Regions from separate parts of the Homo sapiens genome. Here region 1 is linked to region 2. A link is a contact called in ENCODE Hi-C or POLR2A ChIA-PET data. All regions are on one chromosome and are shown on one strand. Each heading gives the region's core, a stretch centred on a gene start or an enhancer-like site at or near the end of the contact. The rest is flanking DNA. Distances are from core to core; before and after follow the strand shown. Region 1 overlaps ZFYVE28 (zinc finger FYVE-type containing 28). Region 2 overlaps RNF4 (ring finger protein 4).

Region 1 (4,701 bases), core at 307-2,806, 150 kb after region 2:
AGGCAGCCTGTAGGGTCCTGTGGGGCTCAAGGACGTGAACACAGCACATGGAAGCTCAGGCCTGAAATCCACCGAGGCAGGATGCGCGGGGTCACCTGCTTAGCGTCTCTGAGCTGTCTGGGGCCAAGGTTAGAGCCCAGGGGTCAGGCTGCTCATCCACACCCTGACTCCAGACGGGGATTCCCCATGCCCCTGCCAGGCGGATGGTCACGGGGGCGGAGGAGTGAGTGGACCACAGAGAGCTTAGTGGAGCTTGCAGCTGGGGGGGAGGCGGAAGTGGGGAGGGGGAAGAGGGGAGGGGGAAGAGGGGAGGGGGAAGAGGGGAGGGGGAAGAGGGGAGGGGGAAGAGGGGAGGCGGAAGTGGGGAGGGGGAAGGGGAGGGGGAAGGGGGAGGGTCCAGTGGGCAGCGGCCAGCAGGTGTGGGACTGGGCAGAGTAGGGGATGGGGAGCCCTTGAGAGAGATGCCCGTGGAGATGTGGATGTCAGTGAAGTGGTCGGGGAGTGGGGGGTGGGCACAGAGGCCACGACTGGTCCAGGCTCAGGCTGGAGAGACCTCACTGAGGCCATGCTGAGGAGCCCCAGGGGACCCCGGGGCACAGGCACACGTGGCAGTGCACTGGGGTTGAGCATGGATACCCCTCCCGTGGGAAATGGGGGTGCAGAGGTGGGAGCACGCGGGGCGGTGGCAGTGCAGTGGGCTAGGGCCAGCGGCGGGGCCTGCAGGGGACAGAAGTGCTTAACCCCAGGATGCGCCGAACACCCCTTGTTGGAGTGGGGAGCAATGGGGGCTGCTGCCGGGGCCAGTCTGGACACCCCTGGGCCAGGCCGCTCACTCCCCTAGGTCCTGGTGCCACCTCCTCCGGGAGGGCTCCAGCGTGGTCTCTATCTGCTGGGCCCTGGCTCCCCAGAGTCCCCTCCAATAGCTCAGGGCCTGGCCTGTTTCCTGCGCCGTCCTTCCCGTGTCCTCGCAGAGGTTGCGTCTTTCACAAAGTTAGCAAACCAGAGAGAGTGAGCCTCACATCGCGCCAGAGGGAGGCTCGGAAATCCTCCTGCCGTTAGACTCAGGGAACTTCCTTTCACCTGAAGACCTCAGGGCTGGAGGGCAGGGTGTCCCCAGTGGCCAGCGACAAGGTGGCTTGGAGGGAAGTGTCCTGGCGGGGAGAGGCCACCCCAGAGCACAGAGCGCCCCTTCCCATGGGCCACAGGATTTGGTGACATTGTTTTTCTTTTCTAGACAAGTGTCTCTCTGTGGCCAAACTCACTTGAAGAAAATGACAGGCAGTTTTGGTCCTTATTCTTCTCTTTGTTTAAAAAACAGAACAGCAAAGATCCTGCGAGCCGGCCTTGTTTCCACCAGGGCGCAGGGCGCTGTGAGCCTTTGCCTCAGGTACAGGTGTCTCCTTGTCCCAAGGGCACTCACAGCAAATGAACAGCTCTGCTGTCCTTGTAAAAAGTTCTCCGCGAGTGCTTTGAGGTGTGGCACCAAGCCACCCGCCCACTCATGCCCGTGTCAATGAGCCGGTGAGCCCTGGCTGGACTTCCTCTTAAAGGTCGGGCCTGGAGTGTGCAGGTGACCCCAGGTGACCCTCCCCGCAGGCCGCACCCCAGGCATACTGTGTTTCGGGACTTTCACACTGAGTCTGCTGCCCGTGTTTGCCCGAGTACAGGCGACCGCAGAACAGCAGCCACTTCCCCCAACCAGTATCATCTGTGTCCTGCTTGCCGACCTCAGTCCACCTGCTGGTGGCCAAACCTCTGCTCCTCCTTCTGTCCTAGGCTTTCATCCTGGGAGGCAAGGGGAGGCGGGGGCTGGGGGATCAGGGTAGGGGAGGCCAGAGGAGGGAGGTGGGGGGGCAGCTTGGGGAGGGAGGTGGGGGAGTGTGGGGGGTCAGGGAAGGGCAGCAGGGGGGGTCAGGGAAGGGCAGCAGGGGAGGCCAGTGCTGCGGGGGAGGCCAAGGGAGGGAGGTTGGGGAGGGAGGCTGGAGCTTCTGTTGGCAGAGGCTTTGTCCCGCGGGTCCCCTCCTGGAGGCACTGGCGTGGGGTCCCCTCGGGCTCAGGACAGTGGGAGAGCCTGGAAAGGGAGTGAGGGACCCCCAGGAGGTGAAGGGGGCTTGGATTGAAGGAGGGAGGAAGGGCGAGAGGGCATAAGAGCCCAAAGCCAGAGTCCAGGGAGCAGGCCTGTCCAGGGGGGTGGCCAGCTGTGAGCCCCCACAGAGGCAGGCATCTAGCCACAGAGCCAGGCTGTGGATACGAGGAACCGTGGGGTGCACCAGGCTGCCACTGCAACCCTCTGTGCAGCGAGCCTCGAGCAGGGCGGGTGAGTGCTGAGCGGGTGAGTGCTGAGTGGGCAGCTGTTCCTAAGGCCGCCCCTCTGGGATGCTCACTGGGGCCCTGCAGCCCTGCACCACCAGCGGATCCCGTCTTGTTCCTCGTCATCCACAGCGACCGCTTTGAGCCGGACAGGCAGAGGCCACAGCTGCCCGTGGTGGGGCCCAGAACCTGCTCCTTCCTGTGTTCATTCAGTGAGCAAGTATTGAGTGCCTACTGCATACCTCGCCCTGTGCTTGTACCAGGGAGATGGACAGATGGGCTGACCCACAGTGCTGTGGAATGTTCTGGATGCTGGAAGGGGGACTCAGTGCAGGGACCCCATGGGGTGGACAGGAGCTGAAGGCGTGAGGGAGAGGCTCCCCAGGGCAGCCGGCCCAGAGGTGGGAGCTGTGCAGGTGGCAGGCAGGGGCACGTTGGTGCAGGTGGTGTATGCTCAGGGGCAAGTCCAGGGCTCGAGCAAGGACCAGGGGGCCGCAGGAACTTCTGCAGAAATGAAGACCCCTCTAGCCTGCATTCCTGGGCCCACACCCTCGCAGGATCCTGCCTCTGTGAAGTGGGCATCCTGGGACCCCCCAGGTGACCCCCAGGGAACACTGAGAGCAGAGGGGAGGCAGGGGTGCTGAGCGGGGCAGGAGCTGAGGGTGGAGCTCCTCTGTGGCTCCTGCCCGTGACTGTGCTGCTGCCCGAGAGCCCCAGTCCCTTCTCCAGCACACAGTGTCAGAACAGTGATGCCACATTTACCAAGCATGAGCTGCGGGCCAGGCTCCCGTCCCCTTCTGAGGGGCTCCCAGTGGCGAAGGCACCGCTGGGGGTCAACAGCTGGAGGCGGCAGAACCAAGCCCACCCGAGGGTCAGAGCCTGCTATTCACCTGTGACACAAGAAAGCAGAAAACTCTAGTTCTGTGGCTGGCAGAGGAGGCCTGCCTGGGGCAGAGGCAGTGGTAAACTGAGGCCTTCAGATTGGCAGGGGGAGGTGGAAGGGAGTGCTGGGTGGCACCCTTCCCCCTGTTTAGGGTGTCCCCAGCCTGGTGGGGTCTGGCCTTACCAGGCAGTGAGGACAAAAACTGGGGGTCACCCCTGTGGGGACTTGCTCTGAGCCGTAGGGGAGGGGCCCCACTTGCCCTGCACCCCTCAGCCTGTCCCCTCCCTAAGACCTGCATCCAGTCAGTCCCTCCTGCTGATTGAGACACGCGTCCTGGGGAGAGTGTCTCCACGAGGCTCAGACTCTTTGACAAACTGGTTTTACTTTTGGGGATTTATCTTAAAACAGTTTCTTTTTTTTGTTTTTAACTTTTTATTTTTATTTTTTAATTAAAAAAAAAATAGAGACAGGGTCTTGCTGTGTTGTCCAGGCTGGTCTCGAGTTCCCGGGCTCTAGCAATCTGCCTGCCTTGGTCTCCTAAAGTGCTAGGATTACAGGCATGAGGTACCGTGCCCAGCCCCGGCCTTAAAACAGTTCCTTTAAAGGAAGAAATGAAATAAAACCTCTAGACCCAGTGGTCACTTCCCAGTCCCCATCAGCACAGACCTGCCTGCCCGCCTCGCTGCGGCTTCGCCCGTCTGCACTCACAGCTGTGTGTGTGCGACGCTTCCCAGACCGGACCTGTGCAGAACCCAGGCCCCTCTCCTCTACCCCTCCCTCCCTTCCTCCCCAGCCCCTCCTTCCAGCCCATCCCAGAATCTACCCCTCCCTCCCTCCCCAGCCCCCTCCTTCCAGCCCATCCCAGCGTCTACCCCTGCCTTCCTCCCCAGCCCCCTCCTTCCAGCCCATCCCAGAACACGTGCAGGAGCCACCGCCCACGTGGCCTGCAGGATGGTTGCCGGATCCTCTTCAGGGGCCCTCACCCATCCACCTGTGTCAAAACAAGGTGTCATCTCTGCCCTGCTCAGACCCTTGCCGGAGCTCCCACCGTGATCTGCCTGCACCGTGCCCACACCAGTCCTCTCTCCCCAGTCCCCACGCACCCGCTGCCCTGGGTCTCCACCATGCTGTCCCCTTCGCTCAGGGTCCCCTTGACTGTCCTATCCCTACTGCCACACTGTCCCCTCCCCCGCACTGTCCCCTTTTCCATGATGTTTCCTCCTCCACGCTGTCCCCTCTGCTCCAGTGTCCTCTTGGCCATGCTGTCCTCTCCATGGTGCTGGCCCCTCCACTACACTGTCCCCTCCTCTATGCTGTCCCCTTGTCTATGCTGTTCCCTCCTCTATGCTATCCCATTCTCCATGCTATCCCATTCTCCATGCTGTCCCCTCCTCCATGCTGTCCCTTCCTCTGCAATGTCCTCTCCCCTGTGCTCCTCTGCACTGTCCCCTCCTCCATGCTGTCCCCTCCTTTATGATGTTCCCTCCTCCGTGCTGTCCCCTCCATGA
Region 2 (4,407 bases), core at 1,056-3,555:
CAGCTTGGCCAACATGGCGAAACCCCGTCTCTACTAAAAATATAAAAATTAGCCGGGTGTGGTGGTGTGCGCCTATAATCCCAGCTACGTAGGAGGCTAAGGCACAAGAATCACTTGAACCCGGGAGGCGGAGGTTGCAATGAGCCAAGATGGCACCACTGCACTCCAGCCTGGCCAACAGAGAGAGACTCTGTCTCAAAAAATAAAAATAAAAACACATTAAAAAAATAGCCAGATGTGACGGTGCACACTTGTAGTCCCAGCTACTCCAGGGGCTGAGACAGGAGGATCACCTGAGCCCAGGAGGTCAAGACTGCAGTGAGCCATGACTGCACCATTGCACTCCAGCCCGGAGCACAAATGCTTCTCAAAGCAACACCTCACCTGGTAAGTGTTCAACTTTAAACAGACATTCAGGGAAGAGGCTCTGGCTAGGAAAAGACTTGTCTAGTTGGTTTCAACAGAGGTGGGAGGTGCCTCGACATCACCTTAGGACTCACAAGATCATTCAGACCACACGACAGTCCCAGATCCACCACATGTCCTGGGTTCTCATATCCACGAATGTTTCTGATCTCAAGAAATATCTTACATTTGGGTGCACATCTATCATATAGGGGCTTGTTCTCCCCGCCACATCAATAGCGTGTCTTAGAATTTAGAAAAGAGAAGCTACTGACAAAGGAAGACAGAGAAATCAGCCTGCAGAGCAAAGGGAAACACCTGATGTCCACACCCAGGCTGTTCCTAAGCCTCTCTCCTCCCACTTCACTGATATTGAGGCTTCCAAATACGGCTGCTGAAGATGTGCCTTGTGGCTGTCCTGGCCTGCACACCCCTCACCACTCTGAAACCAGCCTCCTGCATCCCTGCAGGCCCAGCTAGACCATTACTACTTCCCTGGGAAGCTTTCTGGAGCCCCCTCATTCTCCATGCCCTGGCCCATACAGCAATTCACCCCAAATCTGGTTTTTCTCTCTCTTTTGGGTTTAGTAAGGGTCAGGAGTCAGAGTTCAAAGGAATTTGGAAGGCTGGTCTTGGGGATAAGCCACCAAGAGGCTGGATTTCACCAGGGCACTGAGGTGAGACAGGAGCATTTCCAGCAGAGCATCCCAGCGTGGTGGGGACGTAGAAATGCAGAGTGAATGGAGACCTTAGCGGTCATGGGAAAGTAGCCCTCACCAACTACAAAGGGTTCTGGATCATGCAGGTGAGAGTCCAATGGAATAAGAAAACTAACAACAGCTGAGAGGTGCCTTCTCTGCATCTGCACAAGGCACTGCGCTTCCTAAATATTAATATCACCACATGTGCTCCTCACATCACCCAGTAAGGAAATAAGCACTGTTATGTTCCCCATTTTACCCATGAAGCAGCTAAGGATTAAAGTTAAGGAACTTCCCCAAAGTCATCCACACCTAGTAAACAGAGCCTAGACTTAAACCAGGGCAGTCTGATACCAAGACCCACACCCTCAAATAGGTATGTTAGTGCCAGAATCAAATACATCAATTCCAGAAACTAGCGGGAACACTGACGGTGATTTTTCAGATTTCTCAAATTTAGTGTGTTCCAAAAGGAACCCTTGCCTCCTCCTTCCGCCAACATATACTCCATTTCAAGAAAGGGCCCCACCATCCTCCAGTCTCTCGTCCAGTATGCTCTCACTTAGGTAAGCGCTACGAGGACAAGGCTCTATTTACTTTCTACCTAGCTAAGACCTTACACAAAGCAGATGCTCATATTTATTGAAGGAATAAATGAGGGTAAGAGTGGGGTGTTGATGGCGCCCCTGCCACTGAGAAAAGAGGAGCTGGGGTAGAGAAGTGGTCATTCCTAACTGGGGATGGTCAGGAGAGCCGGATGCTAGGTATTCCTAAAGCTTCCAAGGTGAAAGGAGAAACAACTCACGCCAAGGTATCTAGCTTCTTACTCTGCAAGAATGAGGCCATAAAACCCAATGAGGGAAGGGAGAACAGAAACAGGTGCTGAGTGTAGTTTTAGAAAAGCAGGGTGTGAGACACCCAGGGAGAAAGGGCCCAAGGTAGCTGGAAACTCAAGAGTGAGAACTCGGATGGACGTAGAGATTTCAGAATGTGTGAAAACTTGGGGAGGCAGGTAGATAGAATCTGTAAAAGAGAATTTAAAAGAAACAAAGCTAGGAGAACCTGGAGCCGTCACTCAGACAAAACCTCCTTCTTCAAGGAGGAGGAAGCAGTGAACAGCTGCAATGCACAGGCTGGGGAACTGAAAGGCGGCCAGTGAGCTCAAACACGGAAGTGGGACGCTGGTGACCTAAGCAAGTGGAAGCAGCAGCAAAGGAGTCGCAGTCCCAGCCCAAACGCGCTGAGGATCAAGCCGGGCTGTCTAGAGGAAGCAGTGCTGAATGGGGCCTCAAGTGACAGGAGGAGTTAATTAAGAAACAATGTATGTGGGTGGGGTGGGCGGAAGGGAGCAGGGATGTCCCACACGAGCACTGTGTGGAGGACAACAAAGGTGCCGAGGGTTCCTAACAAGCCTCACTGACTACACCCTCAGGACAGGGCCATCGAGGGTTTTGGGACAGAGATGACATGTTGAGATCTGCATTTAGAGACCATGTCACCTGTGTCTGGTGAGAACAGATGGGAGACTGAACAAGTCAGACTGTAGACCAAGGAGGAGACTCAGGGTAGCCCAGGTGAGAAGAAAGCCATGAGGCTCGGGGTAGTGGCAGAGTATAGGACAGAGAGGTGACTGACGGGATGGAAGCTGGAAGGGCTTTGGGGCTTTCTTCATTCTTATAGATTTATTATTTAAGGTCTAAGTAATTATTCTGTTTTTCTTAGAGGTCCCCCCCAATAAAGCTATTATAAGCACTTCAGATATTGACCCCCCCCACTCTAGCAGGAGTGTGACATATAATTATGTGTATTCATGGTATATATGTATACGATGTGCAGATGCTCCTTGACGTACAATGGGGCTAACTCCCAATAAATCATAAGTTGAAAAATTCTAAATGAAACACTGTAAGTCAGGGACTGTCCGTGTATGCATATGTGCATGTGTCTCTATCATACATAAAGGAGTCTGCTAATGGATAGAGACATACAGGCGGGCAGGAAACAGGAAGAGTGTTAGACTGGAACCAAATTCTATGACCCTATCTCATACCACTGTATTCCTATGAGCAAAGAGTCAGCTGAAAAGGGGCAGTGGGGAGCACAGCAGAACCAGAATGATATCGTAACTCTGCAGCCAGTCCACAGGGAGATGCTCTAACGAGAAGCTCTTCTGTTTAGCCTAGGCCTACACCAGGTACACAGAACCCTCAAACCCCACCTGGGAGGCAGAGTCTGATACAATTACCCACTGAAAATAAGAGACCTGGGTCAGGCATGGTGGCTCACACCTGTAATCCCAGCACTTTGGGAGGCCGAGGCGGGGGGGGATCACCTGAGGCCAGGAGTTCGAGACCAGCCTGAACAATATGGTGAAACCCACCCCCTACTAAAAATACAACAATTAGCTGGGTGTGGTGGTGGGCGCCTGTAATCCCAGCTACTCGGGAACCTGAGGCAGGAGAATCGCTCGAACCCAAGAGGTGGAGGTGAGCCGAGATCGCACCATTGCACTCCAGCCTGCGCAACAAGTGAAACTCAGTCTCAAAATAAATAAATAAATAAAAATCAATAAAAACAAATAATTTTTTTTTGAGACACAGTCTTGTTCTGTCACCCAGGCTGGAGTGCAGTGGTGTGATCTTGGCTGACTGCAGCCTCCACCTCCCAGGTTCAAGCAATTCTTGTGCCTCAGCCTCCCAACTAGCTGGGATTACAGGAACCCACCACCATGCCCGGCTAATTTTTGTATTTTTAGTAGAGATGGGGCTTTGCCATGTTGGCCAGGCTGGTCTCCAACTCCTGACCTCAAGTGATCTGCCCACCTTGACTTCCCAAAGTGCTGGGATTATAGGTGTGAGCCACCGCACCTGTTCACAAACACCTCTTAAACAGAACTTTGATACCCTCAGTCATATCAATAACCACACCTTAATACTCAGAAGAAATATGAGCCTCTTGCTCATTATACAAATGAGGGTATGTGGTTAAGCGGTCAGCAATGATGTGGCTGGCCAATAAGCCCTACAGCCTTGGACAAATACTTGCCTTCTGTGCCTCAGTGTCCACATCTTTAATTGAGTAGAACACCTCACCTCTGTGGAACCAGTGACCGCTGAATGAAACACCCAGTATGGTTCCTAGCACCCAGAAGGCAGCTCTATCAACTAATTTGCTAACTATTCACAGGTGCCTAGTCTGGGTAAGGCACTGCTCCAGGGGCTAGGAATGGGATGGGAAACAGCAACAAAAAACTACCCATGGAGCATATATCCTAGCTGGAAAGATGATCAACAAATCAAGT

The links. Hi-C counts contacts between places; a loop is a spot of excess contacts on that map. ChIA-PET counts read pairs that join two places held with the same protein, here RNA polymerase II (POLR2A). Pooled maps may share reads with other maps.
Region 1: a pooled map shows a loop between it and region 2 (2.2-fold over the local background). The contact joins two enhancer-like sites. A Hi-C loop is called at or near these places in 1 of 50 pooled maps. POLR2A ChIA-PET finds 5 or more read pairs at or near these places in 4 of 52 experiments (PC-9, Panc1, activated CD8-positive, alpha-beta T cell and 1 more).

The regions. Positions count from the first base shown.
Region 1 is chr4:2,330,431-2,335,131 of GRCh38, reverse strand. The region is part of intron 6 of ZFYVE28 (zinc finger FYVE-type containing 28); the gene reads left to right. Among named protein-coding and RNA genes, the nearest start is that of MXD4, 71 kb to the right of the region's middle. RefSeq lists enhancers at 213-1,010, 1,429-1,488, 1,011-1,808, 1,739-1,818, 1,809-2,606 and 2 more. Within about 2 kb of position 1,556, at least 4 of the 41 ENCODE cell types and tissues checked have a DNase peak (open chromatin) inside an H3K27ac peak, as active enhancers do.
Region 2 is chr4:2,483,094-2,487,500 of GRCh38, reverse strand. All of the region lies in intron 1 of RNF4 (ring finger protein 4), which reads right to left. Among named protein-coding and RNA genes, the nearest start is that of RNF4, 16 kb to the right of the region's middle. RefSeq lists enhancers at 932-1,433, 1,937-2,216. Within about 2 kb of position 2,305, at least 24 of the 41 ENCODE cell types and tissues checked have a DNase peak (open chromatin) inside an H3K27ac peak, as active enhancers do.